2 separate regions of the Homo sapiens genome follow, and region 1 is linked to region 2. Evidence: read pairs that join two places in POLR2A ChIA-PET (ENCODE). Cell type or tissue: PC-3. All regions are shown on one strand. Each heading gives the region's core, and the rest is flanking DNA. Links, peaks and the distances in the headings are about the cores only. Region 1 overlaps JMJD1C (jumonji domain containing 1C). Region 2 overlaps JMJD1C (jumonji domain containing 1C).

Evidence for each region. Peaks named below come from ENCODE experiments on the same cell type or tissue, not always from the same donor. Only the 100,000 strongest peaks of a DNase experiment are listed, where the experiment ranks them.
Region 1: POLR2A ChIA-PET joins it to region 2 with 6 read pairs; 7 of 35 experiments call an interaction of 5 or more read pairs at or near these places.

The regions. Positions count from the first base shown.
Region 1 is chr10:63,308,509-63,313,889 of GRCh38, reverse strand. The region is part of intron 2 of JMJD1C (jumonji domain containing 1C); the gene reads left to right. Among named protein-coding and RNA genes, the nearest start is that of MIR1296, 62 kb to the left of the region's middle. In PC-3, for the core only: a CTCF peak has its summit at 2,503; no DNase peak of the experiment used is centred there.
Region 2 is chr10:63,245,045-63,250,425 of GRCh38, reverse strand. All of the region lies in intron 3 of JMJD1C (jumonji domain containing 1C), which reads left to right. Among named protein-coding and RNA genes, the nearest start is that of NRBF2, 110 kb to the right of the region's middle. In PC-3, for the core only: no CTCF peak of the experiment used is centred there; a DNase peak (open chromatin) is centred at 2,485; H3K27ac peaks cover 970 bases.

The DNA of each region.
Region 1 (5,381 bases), core at 135-5,134, 64 kb before region 2:
CAGGCAACCCACTGAGTGGGAGAAAATCCTCACAGTGTATACATCCTATAAAGGACTAATATCCAGAATCTACAACGAACTCAAACAAAAAGTTCAACAGTCCCATCAAAAAGTGGGCTAAGGACATGAATAGACAATTCTCAAAAGAATATGCACAAGTGGCAGATGGCCAACAAACTTATTAAAAAATGCTCAACATCACTAATGATCAGGGAAATGCAAATCAAAATCATGAGATCATCTCACACCAGTCAGATTAGCTATTATTAAAAAGTCAAAAAATAATGGATATTGGTGCAGATGTGATGGAAAGGGAACATTCTTACACCGCTGGTGGGAATGTAAACTAGTATGACTAATATGGACAGTGTGAAGATTCCTTTAAGTAGAAGTACCATACCCAGTAGTGGGATCCAGCAGTCTCACTACTGGGTGTCTACCCAGAGGAAAAGTAGTCATTATATGAAAAAGATACTTGCACAGTCATGTTCAAAGCAGCACAATTTAGAATTACAAAAATATGGAACTGGCACAAATGCTCATCAATCAAGGAGTGGATAAAGAAATTCTTACACACACAATGGAATACTACTCAGCCATAAAAAGGAATGAGTTAGTGGCATTCACAACAACCTGGATGGGATTGGAGACTGTTACTCTAAGTGAAGTAACTCAGGAATGAAAAACCAAACATCGTATGTTCTCTTTCATAAGTGGGAGCTAAGCTGTGAGGATGCAAAGGCATAAGAATCATACAGTGGACTTTGGGGCCTTGCGGGGGAAATGGTGGGTGGGGATTGAGTGATAAAAGACTACAAATTGGGTTCAGTGTATGCTGCTCATGTAGTGAGTGCACCAAAATCCCACAAATCACCGCTAAAGAACTTACTCATGTATCCAAAAGCTACCTGTTCCCCAAAAACCTATGGAAAAAAAAAGTTTTAAGAAAGTAATTGTTTAATGTAAAAGTGTGCTTCTAGTTTAATAACATCTAAAATTAGGGTGGCCACGGTGGCTCATCCAAAGGCACAGAACTAATCAATTCTAAGTATAATTAAATTGGAAATACCATTTATAATTATATTAGGTAATCAGAGACAAATACTTTGGAATACATTTAGCAAAAAATTTTCAAGGCCTGTGTAGAAGCAATTATAAAACATACTATGGAGAGAAAATTCAGGAGTGGACTGTATTGTTAAGTATAGTACAAGGCATTTGGAAAACTTTTTACTAAATTGTTTAGTTCAGATTTCCACTTCACAACTTTTTAAATATAAAAAACTTCTACTTTTGATACCTTCAGTTCAATCCTTGTAAGAAAGAAATTATTTTTATTTAGATTTCCTCATGGAGTTAAGTGGGAAAAGTAATTTTTTAGGTTAGATTATTAGGTTAACTCCATATTTCTTGGATTTTGATGCACAGATACATGTAATATTTACTTACCAGCACACAGATATGTTTAATATTTAGCTAGTCAACCGGGCATGGTGGCTCATGCCTGTAATCCCAGCACTTGGGGAGGCCAAGGTGGGCGGATCACCTGAGGTCAGGAGTTAGAGACCAGGCTGACCAACATGGAGAAACCCTGTCTCTACTAAAAATACAGAAATTAGCTGGGCGTGGTGATGCATGCCTGTAATCCCAGCTACTCGGGAGGCTAAGGTAGGAGAATCGCTTCAACCTGGGAGGCGGAGGTTGTGGTGAGCCGAGATCGTGCCATTGCACTCCAGCCTGGGCAACAAGAGCGAAACTTCGTCTCACACACACAAAAAAAAAAAAAAAAAAAAAAGTTTAGCTACTAGTCATAAATCCATGTCTGGGGAGAAGTATTACTTACTATGAAGAATTTTGTTTACTTTTTATTTTGTTAAGTAATTTATTTTGGCTTTTGACAGGTACATAACTTTATATAATTGAGGTTTTCTCAAAATCAGAAGAAACAATTAAGTGAAAGCATATAATAAATTAAGAATAACCTAATACATTCCTAACTATGTACCGTGCAGCGTTGTCATCTTAACATTTTGCCTACTTATTCCAGACCATTTCTACTTGAAATAAAAGTGTTCTTGTACTTCTTTTTAATCCAGCTCTCCTCTTTCTCCATCAGTAATCACTGTCTAAATTTGTTGTTTCTTACTCTCATCTGCGCTTTTATACTATATGTGTAGGCATTCATAAACAACATGTATTCATAAATGTGTTTCACGTTTCTGAACCTGACATACTGTATAAATTGTATTTTTTTCAGAATGATTTACTTGCTTTCATGATTTCGATTATGTATTTTAACTTACATGTGGTTTTCAATTATATGATTCCGTCAGAATACATTTATCCATAATTCTTTTTAATAACTTTTAGGTTTCTTGGTTTTTCTTTTTAGACACAATGTTGGAGTAATTGTTTTTTACTTTTCTCCATGATGGACACGTGAGGATTAGTACAGAGTATATTTTGGAAAGTGGAGTTACTGAGTTTATTTATTTTGTTTGTTTATTTTTTGAGACAGAGTCTCACTCTGTTGCCCAGGATGGAGTGCAATGGCGCCATCTCAGCTCACTGCAACCTCCACTTCTTGGATTCAAGTGATTCTCCTGCCTCAGTCTCCCGAGTAGCTGGGATTACAGCTGCCCATCACCACACTTAGCTAATTTGTTTTTTTTTTTTTTTTTAATAGAGCCGGGGTTTCATCATTTTGGCCTGGCTGGTCTCGAACTACAGACCTCAGGTGATCTGCCTGCCTCGGCCTTCCAAGATGCTGGGATTACAGGCATGAGCCACTGCACCCGGCCGGAATTACTGAGTTTAGATCATACCCATTTACTAGACATTCTCATACATCTCTCCAGTGTGGTTTTCTTCATATATTTTCCCATCACTTCTTTTTGAAAGTTCCTATTTTGTAACATCTTTATCAACATTTAGTATTTTCAGTCTTTGTAATTGCTGTAAATCCCCCAAATATAAAATCGTATCTTAATGTCGGGTTTATTTGTCCTTCTTTGATGACCAATAAAGTTAAACATCTTTTTTTACATTTGTTGACCATTTAGGCCTTTTCTTTTCTCAGTGATTGTTCATTATTTTTCCCTATTGTCAATAGAAAGTTGTATTTAAAAAAAAATGATTTGTAGGATTTGTTTTTATATTTTAGATAATTACTTATTGGTTCTATATCACATATATCATTTCCCAGCAGCTCATTTTTCCACATTAGCAAGTTTTAGTGAATAAAAGTTTTAAATTTTAGGATAGTCAATTTATCAAGTTAATTTCATATATCTTCTGAAGAATGAAATTTTTTCCCATGTAGTGTATTACGTTTCTAAGCAGCACTTACTAAGTAATCTGCCCATCCTTCACAGTAATCTAACACCACCTCTTTAAGTAGCATCTTCTTTTAATGAGTAGGACTGTTTCTGATTCATTTAATCTGTACCACTGTTCCAATTGGTTGTCTTGCACCAATAGAACAATGTCTTAAATATTGTAACTTTATAAGTCTTGCTATCTGGCAAGGCAAGCGTTCCCATTTTGTTGTCTTGAAGTTCTATCTTAGCTATTCTTGGCAGTTTTCAAGATTAGCTTAATACATAAAAGAAGGAACCCCTTTGAGATTTTTCACTGGAATGGCATTGAATTTATATATTATTTTAGGGAAAATGTCTGTTTACTGTAATCATTTCGTCCATGAATATAGTATTTATGTCTCATTTGTTTGGAGTCTTGTATTATGCTGTTAGATAGGGTTTACGCTTTTTTCTATAAAGTTTGCAAATTTTTTGTTGATTAATTCCTGTGATCTGATAGTGGTTATTGCTATTATGAGTAAAATCTGCATTTGGTGGTAAATACTGATATAGAGAAATACAGCTAATTATTGTGACGTGATCTTTTGTCCAGTAGGCTTGCTGAACTCTTTTAAATGTTCTTATGGTTTGACTATAAATTATCTTTTTTTTTTGAGACGAAATCTTGTTCTGTCGCCCAGGCTGGAGTGCAATGGCGCGATCTTGGCTCACGGCAACCTCCACCTCTCGGGTTCAAGTGATTCTTCTGCCTCAGCCTCCTGAGTAGCTGAGATTACAGGCGTGCGCCACCACACCCAGCTAATTTTTGAATTTTTAGTAGAGACTGGGTTTCACCATGTTGGTCAGGCTGGTCTCGAACTCCAGACCTCGTGATCCGCTCGCCTTGGCCTCCCAAAGTGCTGGGATTACAGGCATGAGCCACTGTGTCCGGCCTGTTTACCTGATTTTTGAATCAAAATGTTTCAATGTGGATTGGTTACCATGTAGGTCTGTTATACAGTTATAAACTTGAGATCTTCCTTTATTATCATCTTAGAGGTTGCTTTATTCCTTTTTTTTTTTTTTTTTTTTTTTTGAGATGGAGTCTCGCTCTTGTTGCTTAGGCTGGAGTGCAGTGGTGCGATCTTGGCTCACTGCAACCTCTGCCCCCCCGGTTCAAGCGATTCCCCTGCCTCAGCCTCCTGAGTACCTGGGATTACAGGCGCCTGCCACCACGCCTGGTTAATTTTTTGCATTTTTAGTAGAGATGGGGTTTCACCATGTTGGCCAGGCTGGTCTCAAACTCCAGACCTCAGGTGATCCACCTTCCTTGGCCTCCCAAAGTGCTGGGGTTACAGGCATGAGCCCCCGTGCCCAGCGACTTTATTCCTTATACTGTGTTAATATTTGCTTCTGTTCTTAGTTTACTCTGTCGTTTTGGTGGAGTACATTCTGAGTAGTTTCTTGAGATATGGTGCTTGAGGTTTTTTGTTGTTGTTGTTTGGTCTTTCTTGAATGGTTTGCCCCGGGTGTGGAATTTTAGTTTGGAAATTACTATTCTGAAGATGGACCATTGTAAAAGTATCCAAGCCTGCCATTCTGCCATTCTGTTTTCTGATCCTTTGTCACTTTTTCTTTCTAAAAGCATATAGAATCTTCTCTTTTTCCCCAAGATTCTGAAATGTTACTGTGATATTTCTTTATGTGTGTCTATTTTTATCTGTTGTGTTAGGCCCTTTCAATCTGGCAACTTATTCTTCAGCCCTGGGAAATTTTCTTTAGTTGTTGTTTTTTTTTCTTTTTGATGACAGTTTTCCCTTTCTTTTTTTTTTTTTTTTTGTTCTCAAATGGATGTTGTCATTTCAATTTTATTTTTTGGCTTTCTAGTTTTCTCTCCTATTTCTATTTCTCTCATTTTATTCTTCTTTCTGGGAGGTTTCCTTAAGTTTCCTTTTAAGCTTCCAACTGTTTTTTTTTTTTTCCTATAGCAGCTTATTTTTGTTTCTTAGACGAAATAACTCTTTTTCTGGTAATACAAATCTTGGTTTTGTTAATGTTTTAGAGTCTGTGTAAATCTCTTTT
Region 2 (5,381 bases), core at 313-5,312:
CTGCTGATTTGTTTTTATTAGTCTTGATCACTTCCAAGGTATCTTTTCCTCATCTTGTCTTGTCTATAAATATACGTACTTATCTGTATTTATATTTAAAAATTCTTTTGGCTTGGTGCAGTGGCTTAAGCCTATAATCCTACCACTTTAAGAGCCAAAGCAGGAGGATCACTTGAGGCCAAGAGTTCAAGACTAGCCTGGGCAACATAGCAAGACCCTGTTTCTACAAAAAAATAAAATCAGCCAGGCATGGCTAATTTTGGTGTGTGGCTGTAGTCTCAGCTACCTGGAAAACTGAGGCAGGAGGATCACTTGTGCCCCAGGAGTTGAAGGGGCTGTAGTGAGCTATGATTATGCGATTGCACACCAGCCTAGGTAACAGAGGGAAACCCTGTCTCTTAAAAAAAAAGAAAAATTATCAATACATAATAGATGTACATGTATTGGGGGGTACATGTGATAATTTAATACATTTATATAATTTCTAAAGATCAAATCATTGTAATTGGGATGTCCAACACCTTAAATATTTGTCTTGTCTTTTTCTTTTTTCTTTTTTTTTTTTTAAGATGGAGTCTCACTCTGTAGCCCAGGCTAGAATGCAGTGGTGCAATCTTGGCCCAGTGCGAACTCTGCCTCCCGGATTAAAGCGATTCTCCTGCCTCAGCCTCCCGAGTAGTTGGGACTACAGGCGCACGCCACCACGCCTGGCTAATTTTTGTATTTTTTAGTAGAGACGGGGTTTCACCTTATTGGACAGGCTGGTCTGGAACTCCTGACCTTGTGATCTGCCTGCCTTGGCCTCCCAAAGTGCTGGGATTACAGGCATGATCCACTGTGCCCGGCCCAATATTTATCTTTTCTTTATGCCATAAACAAATTATTCTCTTCCACCTATTTGGAAATACACAATAGATTGTTGTGCTGTATAGTCACCCTACTGATCTATAAACCATAGGTCTTATTTATTCTGTTGAATTGTATATTTATATCCATTAATCAAACTCTTTTCATCCTCCCTCCCCCAACCCTAACAGGTCTCTGGTAACCACCAATCTACTGTCTATCTTTAAGCATCTGCTTTTTGTTGTTGTTGTTTTGTTTTTTCTTGAGACGGAGTCTCACTGTGTCACCCAGGCTGAAGTGCAATGGTGCAACCTCACCTGACTGCAACCTCTGCCTCCCAGGTTCAAACGATTCTCCTGCCTCAGCCTTCTGAGTAGCTGGGATTACAGGCGCTTACCACCATGTCCAGCTAATTTTTGTATTTTTAGTAGAGACAGGGTTTTATCATGCTGGTCAGTCTGGTCTTGAACTCCTGACCTCAGGTGATCCACCCGCCTTGGCCTCCCAAAGTGCTGGGATTACAGGCGTGAGCCACCACTCCTGGCCAAGCATCCACTTGTTAACCTCCCACATATCAGTGACAACATGTGATCATTTGTCTTCCTGTCCTTCGCTTATTTCATTTAACGTAATAACCTCCACTTCCATCCATGTTGTGGCACATAACAAGTTTTCATTCTTTTTATGGCCAGGACAATATTCATTATGTACGTATACCACATTTCCTATATCATTCGTCCATTGATGAGCACTTAGGTGGAGTCCATATTTTGGCTATTGTGTATAGTGCTGCAGTAAACATAGAAATGCAGCTATCTCTTTGATATATTGATTTTATTTCTTTTGGATGTATATCCAGTAGTGGAACTGCTGGATCATAGTTATATTTTTAGTTTTCTGAGAAGTTTCCATGTTGTTTTTCACAATAACGCTACTAATTTACATTTCCACCAACAGCGTACAGGTTCCCCTTTTCCCACATATTCAACAGTGTCCATCATTATTCCCTGTCATTTATTTATTTATTTATTTATTTATTTATTTATTTATCTATCTATTGAGATGAGGTCTCATTCTGTTGCCCAGGCTGGAGTACAGTGGCACAATCTGAGCTCACTGCAACCTCTGCCTCCCGGATTCAAGTGATTCTCCTGCCTCGGCTTCCGGGGTAGCTGGGTTTACAGGCACCTGCCACCACGCCCAGCTAATTTTTGTATTTTTAGTAGAGACAGGGTTTCACCATGTTGGTTGCTTTTTCTTTGGGGTTTGAAAAACTTCCCTGTGTTAGCAACTTGACCACCATGTTGGTCAGGCTGGTCTCGATCTCCTGACCTTGTGATCCACCTGCCTCGGCCTCCCAAAGTGCTGGGATTACAGGTGTGAAACACCGTGCCTGGCCTTCTGCTAAATTTTTTAATAAAAATGTTTAATTGTGGTAAAATATACTGCTTCAGCGTCCTGAGTGGCTGGGATACAGGCGCCCGCCACCACACCCAGCTAATTTCTGTATTTTTAGTAGAGACAGGGTTTCACCATGTTGGCCAGGCTGGTCTCAGACTCCTGACCTTAAGTGATCCACTACCTCGGCTTCCCACAGTGCTAGGATTACAGTCATGAGCCACTGTACCAGGCCTATAGTTTCCTTTTTTTGTTGTGTCTGGGTAATACTGGCCTCAAGGAATGAGTTTGGAAGTATTCCCTCCTCTTCTTTGTTTGTTTTGTTTTGTTTTGTTTTGTTTTATGCATTTGAGTATGATTCATATAGAATTCAGTAGTAAAGTCATTAGATCCTGGACTTTTCTTTGGAAAAGAAATGGGAAAAGATGCAAGGTTTTTGTTTCTTTTTTTTTTTTTTTTTTTGGCTCTGTCACCCAGGCTGGTGTGCGGTGGCTCAGTCTTGGCTCACTGCAGTCTTCGCCTCTCTGGCCCAAGCAATTCTCCTGCCTCAACCTCCAAGTAGCTGGGACTACAGGCATGCACAACCATACATTTTGTATGTTTTGTAGAGGCAGGGTTTCACCATGTTGGCCAGGCTGGTCTTGAACTCCTGGGCTCAAGTGATCCACCTTCTTTGTCCTTTCAAAGTGTTGGGATTACAGGTTTGAGCCACCATGCCTGGCTGGGAGATTTTTAATTAAGGCTTTGATTCCATTATTTGTTACTGGTTTGTTGAGGTTTTCTTTTCTTTCCTGGTTCAATTTTGGTAGGTTGTGTGTCCATGAATTTATCCATTTTTCTGGGTTTTTCAATTTGTTAGCTTGTATAGTTGTTGATAGTAGTCTCTAATGAGTCTTTGTATTTCTGAGGTCTCAGCTATATCTTTTTTTTCCATTTCTAATTTATTTGGGTCTTCTCCTTTTTTTCCTCAGTCTAGCTAAATATTTATTGATTTTATCTATCTTTTCAAAATCCAGCTTTTCATTTTTTTAAAATTTTCTTCTGTTTTTTGTTTTTTTGTTTTTGTTTTTGTTTTTTTTGTCTCAGTTTATTTCCGTTCTCACTTTTATTATGTCCCTCTTACTACTAATTTTGGATTTAGTTTGTTCTTTTGTAGTTCCTTGGAGTGCATTGTTGCGTTGTATATTTGAAGTCTACTTTTTAAATATAGATGTTTATTGCTGTAAACTTTCCTCTTAGTATCGCTTTTGCCAAATCCCGTAGATTTTGTGTTTGGTTTTCATTTTTTTCAAGAAATTAAAAAAAATTTAATTAAGTTTCTTTATTGACCTATTCGTTGTTCAGGAGCATGTTGTTTAATTTCCATGTATTTGTGTGTTTTCAGAGGTTTCCCTTGCTACTGATTTCTAGGTTTATTCTGTTGTGGTCAGAAAAGACAGTTTGCCGTATGATTTTCGCTTTTTTGAATTTGTTGAGGCTTGTTTCATGGCATTGTATTGTCTGTGTATTTGATTTTACCAGTAGCTTTTATATTTTTAAATATTTTCTTTTTTGTACATTATTTGTTTTTCTTTCTGATTGAAGAACTTATATCTTACATTCCTGTAAGATGAGTCTGGTGGTGATAAATTCTCTCAGGTTTTGTTTCTTAGGAAAAAAAAATTCTCTCTCCATTTTATTTGAAGTATAGCTTTGCTAGAGACAGTATTCTTGCATGTCAGTGTTTTTGTTTTGTTTTGTTTTTTATTTTTATTTTCATCACTTTGAAAATGTTGTCGCCCTCCCTTCTTACCTGTATGATTTCCATTGAGAAGTCTGTTGGGAGCCAAATTGAATCTCTATGTTTTTACTTTTCTCATGCTTCTTTTAGGATCCTCTCTTCGTTTTTGACCTTTTGAGAGTCTGATTATTATATATGCCTTGGGGTAGTCTTATTTGGGTCACATCTGTTTGGTATGTCTGACCTTCCTTTACCTGGATTTTATCTCCTTCTCAAGTTTTGAAAAGTTTTCTGTTATTATTGCTTTCCACTTTCTGCTGTTTCTCCACTTCCTCTTAAATACCAATAATTCTTAGATTTGGTCTTTTTAGGTAATTTTGTATATGTCTTTTAGGTTATCTTCATTTCTTTTCATTGTTGTTTTTTTCTTCTCTGACAGGATTCTTAAATAGCCTATCTTTGAGCTCACTGATTCTTTCCTCTCTTCATTCTGTTGTTGAAAGTCTCTGATATGTTTGCATGTGTCCCCACCCAAATCTCATCTTGAATTGTAACTCCCACAGTTCCCACATGTCCTGGGAGGGTCCCAGTGGGAGGTGATTGAATCACTGGAGTGTGTCTGTTCTTGTGATAGTGAATAAGTCTCACGAGATCTGATGGCTTTAAAGAGAGGAGTTCCCGGCCGGGCTGGTGGCTCACGCCTGTAATCCCAGCACTTTGGGAGGCCAAGGCAGGAGGATCACCTGAGGTCAAGAGTTCGAGACCAGCCTGGCCAACATGGTGAAACCTCCTCTCTACTAAAAATACAAAAATTAGCCAGGCGTGGTGGCAGGTGCCTGTAATCCCAGCTACTTGGGAGGCTGAGGCAGGAGAATTGCTTGAACCTGGGAGGCAGAGATTGCAGTGAGCTGAGATCCCGCCACTGCAGTCCAGCCTGGGGGACAAGAGCAAGACTTCATCTCAAAAAAAAAAAAAAAAAAAAAGAGTTCCCCTGCAGAAGCTCCCTCTCTTTGCCTGCTGCTATCCATGTGAAACATGACTTGCTCCTCCTTGCCTTCTGCCATAATTGTGAGGCCTCCCTAGCCATGTGGAACTGTAAGTCTATTAAATCTTTTTCTTTTGTAAATTGCCCAGTCTGGGGTATATCTTTATCAGCCGTGTGAAAACAGACTAATAATACAGCCTCTAATGAAATATTTGGCTCAGAAAATATGTTTCTCAATTCTAAGGTTTTTATTTGGTTTTAAAAAATTGTTATTTCAATCTCTTTGTTAAATTTCTCTCATAATTTTTTTTAATCTCTCTTTTTTTTTTTTTTTTTTTTTTTTGAGACAGAGTCTCACTCTGTTGCCCAGGCTGGAGTGCAGTGGCACGATCTCTGCTCACTGCAAGCTCCACCTCTTGGGTTCAGGTTCTC